Linked DNA regions of Homo sapiens: region 1 is linked to region 2. Evidence: read pairs that join two places in POLR2A ChIA-PET (ENCODE). Cell type or tissue: OCI-LY7. All regions are shown on one strand. Links, peaks and the distances in the headings refer to the core of each region. The heading gives the core; the rest is flanking DNA. Region 1 overlaps ELAPOR1 (endosome-lysosome associated apoptosis and autophagy regulator 1). Region 2 overlaps TAF13 (TATA-box binding protein associated factor 13).

Region 1 (7,030 bases), core at 1,279-3,778, 150 kb before region 2:
TGAATTTCCTGGGTTATACGTAATGGGTCTCTTTGATAACACCTGAGTTTATAATAAGGAGGTGATTTAGGATGGGGGCCCTAGATAACCTTAGGATGGGGCCAGTCACCAGAGAGACCAAGTGATTGGAGGATTGGAACTTTCATCCCCACCCTTCAACCTCCAGGAAAGGGGGAGGGGAGGAGCTGGACATCAAACTCTATAAACGCTCGAACAACAAGAGTTGATGAGCTTCAGGGTTGTTGAACATGTGGAGATGCCAGGAGGGTGTCTTGCCCAGAAAGGTTATGGAAGCTCTGCACCCCTGACACCTTGCCCTATCCATCTCTTCATCTGGCTGTTCATTTGTACCCTTTGTACTATCCTTTATAATAAACTGGTAAATGTTTCCTTGAGGTCTGTGAGCCTTCTCAGCAAATTAATCAGACCAAAGGAGGGGGTAGTGGGAGCCCCAGTTTATAGCTGCTAAGAAGTATAGGTGAAATCTACTACTTGCAATTGGCATCTGAAGAGGAGCAGTCTAGTGGGATCAAGCCCTTACCCCATGGAATCTGACACTACCTCCAGGTAGCTAGTGTCAGAATCAGAATCGAATTGAATTATAGAATGCTTAGCCAATGTCCACTGGAGAATCGCTTGGTGTCTGAGGAACTTACCCCCCAGGGCCCCTCACCACTGCATCTGGTCACAGAAATGTTGTGTGTTGAGTGTGGGTTTTTGTTTTTGTTTTTTGTTTTTTGTTTTTTTTTGCCTCTTACACTATCCCTGCTCCCCAAAAAGCCTCTGCCAAGCCAACCCTGAAGTGTAGGTCAGGTCTAACAACAATGATAGAGCTAAGTAGAGACCCTGAGGGAGGCAGAGGAAAGGGGCTTGTCTGGGTGTGCTCTCCTTGGTTCAACCTGCCTATGGTATTAGATTTAAAACCAGTGGAAAGGAAGGGTGAGGAGCTGCAGTCTTGGAGGAAAACATCTAAGAAGACTCTCCTCAAAGTGTTGGGTTCCCTAAAACCTTCTGAGGGCAAGGTCTGTGATGGGGGCGCTCCCTGCTTCCATGTCATTGAAGGCACCGCCAAAGTGTATTGCCAATTAAGTTTCTAAAACAGTGGCAGGTGTTTCTGAGGCTGAAGTGATCCCAGGCCTAGGGGAGGAGGGCCACTGGGTCAACCCTTTAGGAAGGTCATCAATGTCATTCAACAAGTGATCTTGAAATTCTGATCTCTCCAAATTTATTCATGCATTTTTACAATTGATCTTATCATTAGATTACAAACATCTCCCTTTAAAATGTTCATATGGGCGGGCGCGGTGGCTAATGCCTGTAATCCTAACACTTTGGGAGGCCAAGGTGGGTGGATCACCTGAGGTCAGGAGTTCGAGACCAGCCTGGCCAACATGACAAAATCCCGTCTCTACTAAAAATACAAAAATTAGTTGGGTGTGGTGGCACATGCCTGTAATCCCAGCTACCTGGGAGGCTAAGGTACAAAAATTGCCTGAACCCAGGAGGCGAAGGTTGCAGTGAGCTTAAATCACGCCACTGCACTCCAGCCTGGGTAACAGAGTGAGACTCTGTATCAAAAAAAAAAAAAAAAAAGTTGATGTTACCTGATGAGTATAATAAATTAACATAATAGCATACTTCATCAGCTTAGAATCGTGGGATTTTTAGAGTTGGAGGGGAGCTTCAGCTATCTGTTAACTTAATAATTCCTGATTTTTTCATCACCTTGTCCCTCATGTTTTGAAATATTTTTGTCTAATGAACATGATTTTTAAAAAATAATAATTTGCCTTTTTTATTAATCAGATCTATATGGCTGCCACCTAGAAATTCTGATCAGCAGGAAATAGGCAGTGTTACTGCACCAAGTAACTCCTGCCAGAAGCTAACGCAAAAACAAATCAACATAAAAACTTTCGTTATGGAGTGATGGTGTGAAGCCCTGCCACCTTTGAATATGTGATTTCTGTTAACCCTTACTACCAAGAATGCTCTTGGGCACTGCCTCTGAGGACTGAAGTGCTCAAGAAGCCCTGACTGGAAAACAGCCAGCCAGGCTAACCCTTTTATTTTCTATATAAGGAAACAGCCCCAGAGAAGATAAGTGATGGAATCAAAACCAGGACACAGGTAAATACCTAAGATAGCCTAATGTTTGGGCTTTGCCCTTTTAGTAGCAATCCTTAGCAGAAAACAGGTCAGTGAGGACCCTGACTATGCTATGGGGCCTGATCTTATAGGGCAGAGACCATTGCGTATTTGCATTTTTCTCCCCACGGGACCTAGCACCCTGCCTTACCCATGGTAAGTGCTTGTTACATCCTCCCTGAGTGAGTGGGTTGCGAGGAAGTAGGCTGAGAGGATGGGAGCTTGTTGCAGGTCAGCGAGCAGAGTCCTGGGTGAAGATACTGCCTTGGGGATCCTGGGCAGCTAGTGGGCAGCCTAGGGGAAAAGAGCAACTGCAGAGACGGAGCAAAAAAAGCGGGTGTGAGGCACCCAACAAAAGCTGCCTACCTCAGTTTTCCCAGTTTGGAGCTGGCTAACTCGGAAGGGTTCTCTGAGGCCTCACTGTGGCAGCCCTTTGTGTTCCTCTGTCTTGGATTTGGAGTAGGGTTTCTCAATGTTCACCGAACAAGTCCGGTCCTGTCACTCCCTTGCTAGAAGTCTTCTGTGGATACCTGTTACCCTCAGGGGAATCCAAACATGGCTGGCAACGCTATATATGATCTGTCCCTACCAGCTTCTCTAACATGTTCCCTCTTTATCTCGTGTGTGTGTGTGTGTGTGTGTATGTGAGACTGAGTCTCACTCTGTTGCCCAGGCTGGAAAACAGTGGTACAACCATGGCTCACTGCAGCCTCGACATTTCCAGCTTCAGGGGATCCTCCCACCTCAGCCTCCCGAGTAGCTGAGACTACAGATGTGTGCCACCATGCCCCAGGCAATGTTTGTATTTGTTTTTGTTTTGGTAGATACAGGGTTCTGCCATGTTGCCCAAGCTGGTCTCGAACTCTTGGGGTCAAGCAATCCACCCACTTTGGCCTCTTAAAGTGCAGGGTTTACAGGCATGAGCCACCTCACCTGGCCCTCTTTATCTCTTAACATTTCCCCCTCGTATTCCCCATTCCAACCTTCTTGTGGCTCCCTTCCTTCCCTCTGAGCCTTTGGTTGCACAAGTTCCTTCTACCTGGAACTCCCTTTCCCTTCTCTGTTCCTCTTACCTGGCTAATTCCTCCTTTCTCCTGGAAGCCTTCTCTTACATCCTCTTTACCCCTCCCTGCAAATTGGTTAGACACCCTTCCCGTTTCCCACAGTACAGTAGTATTGATGATACTGTTTCAGGAGGAACTGACAACCCTGCCTCCAGTTCTGGCTTACCCACTCCCTTCTATCAGAGAGACACAGTAACAAAGGAGGTCCACGTTGCTATCCTTCAGCAACTAAGCAGGAATCATTTAAAAATAGCGTGGGTCGGGGAAAGCTGCCAGGACTTGGAGGGACTTTGATCCAGCCTCTCCATCTGATAGAATTGGGGTGCGAAATCAATTCTCCCACCACACTGTATCTTACGGTAGTCTCCAGTGGATGCCTGAAACCACGGAGAGTACGGATCCCTACATATACTGTGCTTTTTCGATCTGGTAACTCAGATGGCTGCTAAGTGAGTAATGGGTGGATAGTGCAGACAGTATGGATACTCTGGACAAAGGGATGATTCATGTCCCAGGTGGGAAGGAGTGAGATGGCACAAGATGTCATTATGCTACTCATAATGGCATACAATTTAAAACTTATAAATTGTTTATTTTTGGAATTTTCATTTAATATTTTTTGACTTAAGTTGACTTTAGGTAACTGAAACTGTGGAAAGTGAAAGTACCGTTAAGGCTGAACTACTCTATAGGGAATTGCATTTTATGTGGGATTGTTAACTTTGGCACTGAGACAAAATTAGTTTATATTTCAAATTCTCCTTGAATAGCTCTTAAAAACCCTAAATCAGTTTCTCTATCTCTTAATACTCATTGTTGCTCTATGCTTCCCAGTTAATTAATTGTCTTCCTTAAGATTTAGACCAAGTCGTAAGTATATTCTTGCCTGGTCACCTGATAATGTATTTTACTTCTTTGTCAGTGATTGGGAAATTCTTAAAATCATTTCCATATCATTACACACCCCTCTCACTGCCCCGCAGTTTCAAGCTTGATTGTGTCTGTTGCTTGTTTGTTGCATTGCACAGTACACGGTTGTATTCATAAAGATTCATAGCGGTACTCCCATGGGACTGTTTTTGCCCTGTTATTTCCCACAGTGGGGTGACGTGGAAGGCTGAGTGGGATCTGTGAGGTGAAAAGGAAGCAGAGGGGCAGAGAGGAGAGCATATTCCAATGCTGGAGGCATGAAGGTGCTTATGACTCAGAGACCATCAAAAGCTCAGTGTGGTTAGAGTAGAAACAATGTTGGGAAGGTGGGCCGGTGGGCCGTTAGGGACCCTGTAGGCCACGTAACTGAATCTATTGGAGACACAGTTTCTTCCTCTATTGTAATGGGTGTAATGGGGATAGTAGCTGCCTCCAGGGCTGTTCTGAAAATGAAAAAAGGCAATGCTGTGAAAGCATTAAGTCCAGGCTTGACACAGATGCCAAACGAATGCGTTTTCTTTTCTACTTACCTTCTTAGAGTTTGGACTGTATGTTATAAGCAGGGGTGATGTTCAAAATATTTAACCACCAGTACAACCCAGGTACCACCCAGTCAAAGTAGATGTGGGTCATAAACAACCAGCCTTGGAGTGTAGGTGAGCTGCTGCCAATTGCTCCTGCCTGACAGCAATAAGGAGCCATCAGAGATGGCACATTTGAGTGCCATCAGATGTGTTAGAAAAACGGCTCTGAGTGTTCCAGCTCTTGTAGAATTTTTTTATTTTTTTTACAGACAGGGTCTGCCTCTGTCACCTAGGCTGGAGGGCAGTGGTGCAATCCACCATCATAGCTCACTGCAACCTCAACCTCCTGGCCTCAGGCGATCCTCCAGCCTGGCCCTCCCAAAGTGCTGGGATTACAGGCATGAGCCGCCACACCCTCTTTTAGAATTTGGTTAGCAGGTTTTCTGCCTTTTACCAGAAAACTTTTCATGAAAAAAAGAAAAAGAGCTCTGGCTACAGAGCAGGGGGGTGATACTGGTGTGGGAAGCACTGGCGCGGAGAGGCCTGTTAGAAGACTAGAAATTACCTAAGGACCCTGACGAAGAACATCTGGCACTTAGTGCCATTCAGTCTGAAAAGTGTGACATTCCCAACTCATCTATTAATAGCTGAGAGAATTATTTTTGGGGATCAAGTGCCCTCAACTAGAATAAAGTCCTGAAGCAGAAAAATCCTGCCAGGCACGCTGGCTCATGCCTGCAATCCCAGCACTTTGAAGGCCAAGGTGGGCAGATCTCTAGAACCCAGGAGTTTGAGACCAGCAACATGGTGAAACCCTGTCTCTCCAAAAAATACAAAAATTAGCCAGGTGTGGTGGCGCATGCCTGTAGCTACTCAGGAGGCTGAGGTGGGAGGATCACTCAAGCCCAGGAGGTTGGAGCTGCAGTGAGCTGAGATTGTGCCATTGCACTCCAACCTAGGCAACATAGTGAGCCTCAGAAAAAAAAAAAAAAAAAGAAAGAAAGCAAAAATCTAGCAACCTCAGGAAATGGTAGGCCCTTGATATCATCTAGGATTTTCTCCACATCTAGTCTGTAATAATCTACTTCATACCCAAAGAAGCTAATTTTGCTTCTATTTGTGGATTTATTGTTATGTGGCTGGCCTCATGTTTCCTGAAAGAAACCTGAGCAGAAGGGAAGGGAAGTAGCATGCGAAGTGGTTTATGAGTTATTTCTTTTGAGCTCATTCAATCTTGGTGTGTTGGGTATCATTAGATGCATTTTATTATTGTGGAAACTGAGGCTTTGGTTATTGACTGATTCCTCAACAAGTAGTGGGAGGCTTCTAGCCTATGTCCATCTTGTTCCAAAGTCTGTGCTCTTTTCTCTGCCTCTCTGCGAATGTGGAATCCTTCTCCTTTTCAGTTTAAGCTTCCAGGACACTTACATTTCCCACTCACCCCTCCAGCCACCCAACCCATGTTTAAGAAAAACAACTTGTAAGGTATGTTTTTATTTTACAAAAAAAAAAAGTGACATGCAATAACCCATCTTCTAACAAACTATTAACGCTTGGATTACAGGGTAAAAAGGAAATCCAACCAGCCCTGATGAAAAAAAATTCGATTTCACAAAGCTGAAAAAATCTATTACAAAGTTTCTGTTGTATAAATATAGTCAGTCTTATCTTTAATGTAGTCAGACAAAAAAAAGTTTTGTTGGCACTAAAACAAAAACAAAAGCAAAAACCCTACTGCTTGAATACACCACAATCTTCATTTGTATTCCCAGCCAAATACAGATGATGTCTATAGCATGACAGTTACTGCATGTTCCAGGACTCAAGGTAACCAAATGAGATTTAAACATTTTATCATACTCCCTCTACCAACAACAGCTTGGACAGACCACTTTAGCCCTGGGTCAAGGACTAAAGCCTTTGTTCATAGAAAATTGAACATGTAGGCCAGGCACGGTGGCTTACACCTGTAATCCCAGCACTTTGGGAGGCCGAGGTGGGTGGATCACTTGAGTCCAGGAGTTTGAGACCAGCCTGGCCAACATGGTGAAACCCCATCTCTACTAAAAACACAAAAATTAGCTAGGCGTGGTGGCGCATGCTTGTAATCCCAGCTACTGGGGAGGCTGAAGCAGAAGGATCACTTGAACCCAGGATGGGGAGGCTGCAGTGAGCCAAGATCATGGCACTGCACTCCAGCCTGGGCAACAAAGCTGACTCTGTCTCAAAAAAAAAAAGGAAAAGAAAATTGAACATGTGTTTGCTCTCAAGTGGGCGGACAACTCTGTGAGTTTGCTGAAAACCATTGAATCGTATGTTTTAAAGGTGAATTGTGTAATATGTGAATTATATCTCAATAAAGCT
Region 2 (6,711 bases), core at 1-2,500:
TCTTTTACAGTGCGATGTATGATGTATGGCTTTGGGGATGACCAGAATCCTTATACTGAGTCAGTGGATATTCTTGAAGATCTTGTCATAGAGTTTATCACTGAAATGGTAAGATTCTTTCCTAACTGGTCTTAGTTAATTGAAGAATAGATTTGAAATATTAAACTTTAGGTAAGACTAGAACTTATGGCATCCCTTTGAAATAAGCTATCCATTTGAGTGCTTGTTTGCAGAAGTTATTGGTTACTATTTATCATTGAGGATGGAGGTTATACATGTATATTCTATCCCCCCTTCTTCCTTTTGTTTTTTTTTTTTTTTGAGATGGAGTTTCGTTCTTGTTGCCCAGACTGGAGTGCAATGGCACGATCTTGGCTCACTGCAACCTCCGTCTCCCGGATTCAAGGGATTCTCCTGCCTCAGCCTCCGAGGAGCTGGGATTACAGGCATGCATCACCACACCCAGCTAATTTTGTATTTTTAGTAGAGACAGGGTTTCTCCATGTTGGTCAGGCTGGTCTCAAACTCCCAACCTCAGGTGATCCGCCAGCCTCGGCCTCCCAAAGTGCTGGGATTACAAGCGTGAGCCAACGCGCCCAGCCTCTTGCATTTTTTATAAGGACATAATTATAAAATCCTTGAATAAAATAAAAATATTATCCATAATACCATTATCCAACATAGGTTTTTTTTTTTCCCCTCCTTTTCCAGTATTTAAAGATACGCAATTTTTTGTGTGTGTGTGTCTGTGTGTGTGACAGGATCTCACTCTGTTGCCCAGGCTGGAGTGCAGTGGCATGATCATTGCTCACTGCAGCTGAGACCTTCCGGACTCAAGTGGTCCTCCCACCTCAGCCTCCCAAATACCTGGGACTACAGGCACATGCCACCATGCTTTGCTGATTTTTGAATTTTTTGTAGAGACAGGGTCTCACTATGTTGCCCAGGTTGGTCTTGAACTGCTGGGTTCAAGCAATCTACCCCCTCAGCCTCCCAAAGTGCTGGATTACAGGCATGAGCCACTGTGTCTGGCTCAATGCCGTATTATTAAGTATTTAGCTTCTATTTTTTAATCATTAGAAATAATGCTGTGATAGGTCTTTGATTTTGCACAGGTGAGTATATAATGACAGGATGAGATAGAGTTATTTGATTTTTAGAAAACCCACCAATATTTATTGGGTATTAAGATAGAGGAGGACACAAAGCATAAATGAAATGGGTGGGTACACAAAATTATAAAATTATTTTATATAAATGAAGACAAAATCTACATATATCAAAAAACAAAAAAGGAACAATAAAGTTGACAGCTTTCATGTCCTTAAGATTTTTTTTAAAGTGCCTGTGAAGCATAAAGGAGAACATTGCTAATAATCCAGTAGAAAATAGACAAAGGACATGAGTAGAAAGATAATTCACAAATGAATAGCCATAATAATAATAATAAGAGAAAATCTTCTACCTCACTTGCAATTAATAAATGCAAATTAAAACAGTAAAATATTAGATTTAAAAAAGTTAAATGTAATATGTTTCTTTGTAATAGACTCACAAGGCAATGTCAATTGGAAGACAAGGTCGAGTACAAGTTGAAGATATCGTCTTCTTGATTCGAAAGGACCCAAGGAAGTTTGCCAGGGTTAAAGACTTGCTTACTATGAATGAAGAATTGAAACGAGCTAGAAAAGCATTTGATGAAGCAAATTATGGATCTTGACACTTTTTGTAGTTTCCGAAAATTACCATCTGGGGAAACCATATATAATAATTGTATATTTTCTAAAGTAAGATTCTGATATCTAGCCATGTAAATGAAAGATGGAGAAACACAAAGTTTTCAGCCTTTATTTTTATGCCTTTGATTTTAGGGTGATATTGGTGCATGTAATTGCCTGCCTTTATATTACCATACTTGAATTACTTACTGGGTTTTAATGACCACACATAAGTCAAAGTACCTTGCAAACCATGCCGTTGTTCTGACTTTTGACTATTTAAAGGATAAAGTAGTATTTAATGTGTTAGGTATGTTTATGCCCTTGTAAGCTATACTGTAGCTTTTTTTTTTTTTTTTTTTTTTTTTGAGATGGAGTCTCACTATGTTGGCAGGCTGGAGTGCAGTGGCGTGATCTTGGCTCACTGCAGGCTCCACCTCCCGGGTTCAAGTGATTCTCCTTCCTCAGCCTCTCGAGTAGCTGGGAAGTACAGGCGCCTGCCACCACGCCTGGCTAACTTTTTGTATTTTTAATAGTGACGGGGTTTCACCATGGTAGCCAGGATGGTTTTGATCTCTTGACCTCGTGATCCACCTGCCTCGGCCTCCCAAAGTGCTGGGATTACAGGTGTGAGCCACCGCGCCTGGCCTACTATAGCTGTTTAATATGTGAAATCTAAATGGCATTTTTGACTTGACAGCTCAGACTTGTACTTCATGTATTCAGAAGTTTTTAGACAACAATTAGTTTATTGTCTAGTTCATTATTAAAGATAATGAACTAGGCCGGGCGTGGTGGCTCACACCTGTAATCCCAGCACTTTGGGAGGCTGAGGCGGGCAGATCACTTGAGGCCAGGAGTTCCAGACCAGCCTGGCCAACATGGCAAAACCTCACCTCTACTAAAAATTAAAAAATTAGCCAGGCATGGAGGCATGTGCCTGTAATCCCAGCTACTTGGGAGGCTGAGGCAGAAGAATTGCTTGAACCCAGGAGGCAGAGATTGCAGTGAGCCGAGATGGCGCCACTGCACTCCAGCCTGGGCAATAGAGTGTGACTCTCAAAAAAACAAAGATAATGAACTGGTTTGCATTTCTTTTAAAGAGATGATAGAGGAAAATATAGTTTTTTGTAAGAATGTTTATCTCTCTTAAAAGATAATCTTTTAATTTTCTTCAGATAACAAGTTATTATTATTTTTTAAGAAAGCAAGTTTCACGGGCCGGGCGCGGTGGCTCACGCCTGTAATCCCAGCACTTTGGGAGGCCAAGGCGGGCGGATCACGAGGTCAGGAGATCGAAACCATCCTGGCTAACACGGTGAAACCCCGTCTCTACTAAAAATACAAAAAATTAGCCGGGCGCGGTGGCAGGCGCCTGTAGTCCCAGCTACTTGGGAGGCTGAGGCAGGAGAATGGCGTAAACCTGGGAGGCGGAGCTTGCAGTGAGCCGAGATCGCACCACTGCACTCCAGCCTGGGCGACAGAGCGAGACTCCGTCTCAAAAAAAAAAAAAAGAAAGCAAGTTTCACATGAATAATGCTGTGTTGGAAGGCTTTTTGATTTAAAATCTTTTCGGATTTATAACATCCTGTTAAGTTTTAGGAGAACCCGTTTTCCCAGAGCAGATTCAAGCTTCTAAAAATAAATGCTTTCAGTAGCAGGAATGGCATTGTTTAAAAAGCTGATGGCAGGGTAAGCATTTGGGTTAGTGTTTTATTAACATATTTGTAAGTACTTGTTCATTGTGGAAATGTGTCCTTGACTAAAACCATACGTGGCTATGGAAACCATGTTTGTAGTTCTGAATACACAGGTTTTGTGTGTATTTACTCTATGTATTAAATTATTATTGCCCTTAGTTTAAAGTAAGGATTACAATTGGATTTAAGTAGATCACTGAATGTTATTGTTTATGAAACTTAACTTTTTGTATGCTGCTTATAAACATGATCTATAAATCAGTGCTTGGGAAAATTTTACTTTCTTAATCTACTGATACAGGAATAAAATATGAACAATTAAACAGGTTGATCCTTGAATCTGACTGATTTGTGACTTTTTTTCCTCCCAGAATATTATGCCCATTACTGGTAATATGATAATTCTTGCTGCTTAGTCTAGCTGAAAATTTTTTTTATTTCAGTGAGTATCTGGGTGAATCTTTTCATTTAAAAAAGCAGGACTGGGCCGGGCGCGGTGGCTCAAGCCTGTAATCCCAGCACTTTGGGAGGCCGAGGCAGGTGGATCATGAGGTCAGGAGATCGAGACCATCCTGGCTAACACGGTGAAACCCCATCTCTACTAAAAAATACAAAAAAACTTAGCCGGGTGTGGTGGCGGGCGCCTGTAGTCCCAGCTACTCGGGAGGCTGAGGCAGGAGAATGGCGTGAACCCGGGAGGCGGAGCTTGCAGTGAGCCAAGATCACGCCACTGCACTTCAGCCTGGGGGACAGAGCGAGACCCCGTATCAAAAAAAAAAAAAAAAAAAAAAAGCAGGACTGGGCACCATGGCCCATGCCTATAATCCCAGCACTTTGGGAGGCCTAGGCAGGAGGATCTCTTGAGCCCAGGAGTTGGAGACCAGTCTGGGCAACATAGAGAGACCCCATCTCAACTAAAAATCAAGGCCAGGCACAGTGCCTCACACTTGTAATCCCAGCACTTTGGGAGGCCAAGGCAGGTGGATCACTTGAGGTCAGGAGTTCCAGACCAGCCTGGCCAACATGGTGAAACCCTGTCTCTACTAAAAATACAAAAAAATTAGCCGGGCGTGGTGGCATGCCTGTAGTCCCAGCTGCTTGGGAGGCTGAGGCGAGAGGATTGCTTGAGCCCAGGAGTTGGAGACCAGCCTAGGCAAGCCCCATCTCTGTAAAAAAAAAAAAAGAGCCAGGCACAGTGGTTTCCGCTTGTGGTCCTAGCTACTCAGGAGGTGAGGTGGGAGAATCACTTGAGCCTGAGAGGTCAAGGCTTCAGTAAACTGCTCACTCTGTCACCCAGGCTGGAGTGCAGTGGCACAATCACTGCTCACTGCCTCGACCTCCTGTGCTCAAATAATCCTCCCACCTCAGCCTCCCGAGTAGCTGGGACTACAGGCATGCCTGGCTAGAGAACCTATTTCACTGTGTTGCCCAGACTGAGTGGGGCTTTGCGTTGACTATTTTAGGTTGCAAGTGATATAACTTAACTCAATACTATTAATAGCATAAACAAGGAATTTATTGGCTTACCTAACCGACACATGGGAAAGGGGATGGAGCTGAATTTAGGGTTGACTGGATCTAAGTACTTGAGAAGCAAGACTGTCTCTCTGTCTTTTATCCTAATTTTGGTTTTATTCTAAGAGTGGCAAATGAACATGATGGCCAGCAGTTCTGGGGTTCCCTCCTTACAACTCCAAATTGAAGAAGCTGCTTTACTTCGTAATAGAGAAAATTCCAAGCAAGGATTATGAGGATCCGAGCTCTGCTTATTTTCTTCCTGGACCAGTCACTATGGCCAGGAAGAAGTTGTACTATAGCCCGGATCTCTTGCCCCACTTCTGGTAAAAAAGAGCTTGGAATGGGATTGGGATACTAGATACTGCTATTAGCAAAAAGGGGAAAGAGGCTCGGCGGGCTGACTTGATGCCTGAGCTTACTTATTAACTTCAAATTCTGGTAGTAAGGTGGCATGGCTGTCTTCCAGTATTTAGAGCTGCACTGTGTAAATGGTAGCCACTAGCCACATATGGCTGTTTACATTTTAAAATGAAAAATTCAGCTGGGTGCGGTAGCTCACGCCTGTAATCCCAGCTTTTTAGGAGGCCAAGACAGGCAGATCACTTGAGGTCAGAAGTTCAAGACCAGCCTGGCCAACATGATGAAACACCATCTCTACCAAAAATACAAAAATTAGCCGGGTGTGGTGGTACGTGCCTGTAATCCCAGCTACTCGGGTGGCTGAGGCAGGAGAATTGCTTGAACCCAGGAGGCAGAGGCTGCAGTGATCCGAGATCGTACCACTGCACTCCAGACTGGGCAACAGAGTGAGACTCTGTCTCAAAAAATAAAATATTTAAAAAATGATAATAAAATGAAAAATTCACTTCCTTAGTTGCGTTTGCTATATTTCAAGTGCTCAAAACCCTTATGGTAAGTGGGTACAGCATTGGACAGTGCTGATATGGAACACTGCCATCATCACAGAAAATTCTTTTGGACAGTGCTGATCTGGAGTATATATAGGTGCTCTCTCCTAAATTAATTCACTTTTTTTTAAACTTCCTATGGAAAATCTCAAGTATACACAATAATAGTGTAACTAGCCCCCAGCTTCAACAAGTAACCAACTTTTTGCCAATTTGTCCTATCCCCCTACCTTTAAATAATTTTCTTATTTTTAATTTTGGACCTTGGTTTTAGAACCCTTACCTTTTTTAAGGTAGGGGGGCAGTATTATTTTAAAGCAAATCTGGCTGGGTGCGATGGCTCATGCCTATATTCCCAAAACTTTGGGAGGCCAAGGCGAATGGATCACCTGAGGTCAGGAGTTCAAGACCAGCCTGGCCAACACAGTGAAACCCTGTCTCTAATAAAAATACAAAAATTAGATGGGCATAGTCGCGGGAGCCTGTAATCCCAACTATTCGAGAGTCAGGCAAAAGAATCCCTTGAACTCGGGTGGTAGAGGTTGCAGTGAGCCAAGATCGTGCCATTGCACTCCAGCCTGGGCAACAAGAGTGAGACTCCATCTCAAAAAAATAAAAAATAAAAACAAAAGCAAATCCCAGACATCCTTGTATCATTTCATCTATAAATGCTTCAGTACATATCTTTTTTTTTTTTTTTTTTTGTGACATAGTCTCACTCTGTCACCCAGGCTGGAGTGCAGTGGCACGATCTTGGCTCACTGCAACCTCCACCTCCTGGGTTCATGCGATTTTCCTGCCTCAGCCTCCCGAGTAGCTGGGATTACAGGCATCTGCTACCATGCCCAGCGAATTTTTGTATTTTTA

What was found. ChIA-PET counts read pairs that join two places held together with the same protein. Peaks named below come from ENCODE experiments on the same cell type or tissue, not always from the same donor. Only the 100,000 strongest peaks of a DNase experiment are listed, where the experiment ranks them.
Region 1: POLR2A ChIA-PET joins it to region 2 with 5 read pairs; 9 of 35 experiments call an interaction of 5 or more read pairs at or near these places.

The regions. Positions count from the first base shown.
Region 1 is chr1:109,205,896-109,212,925 of GRCh38, reverse strand. ELAPOR1 (endosome-lysosome associated apoptosis and autophagy regulator 1) reads right to left here. Exons shown (of 22, transcript NM_020775.5): 22 at 6,145-7,030. Among named protein-coding and RNA genes, the nearest start is that of SARS1, 4.5 kb to the left of the region's middle. In OCI-LY7, for the core only: no CTCF peak of the experiment used is centred there; a DNase peak (open chromatin) is centred at 2,315.
Region 2 is chr1:109,059,532-109,066,242 of GRCh38, reverse strand. It overlaps TAF13 (TATA-box binding protein associated factor 13), which reads left to right. Exons shown (of 4, transcript NM_005645.4): 3 at 11-108; 4 at 1,550-2,103. The coding sequence ends at 1,720. Among named protein-coding and RNA genes, the nearest start is that of TAF13, 13 kb to the left of the region's middle. In OCI-LY7, for the core only: no CTCF peak of the experiment used is centred there; no DNase peak of the experiment used is centred there.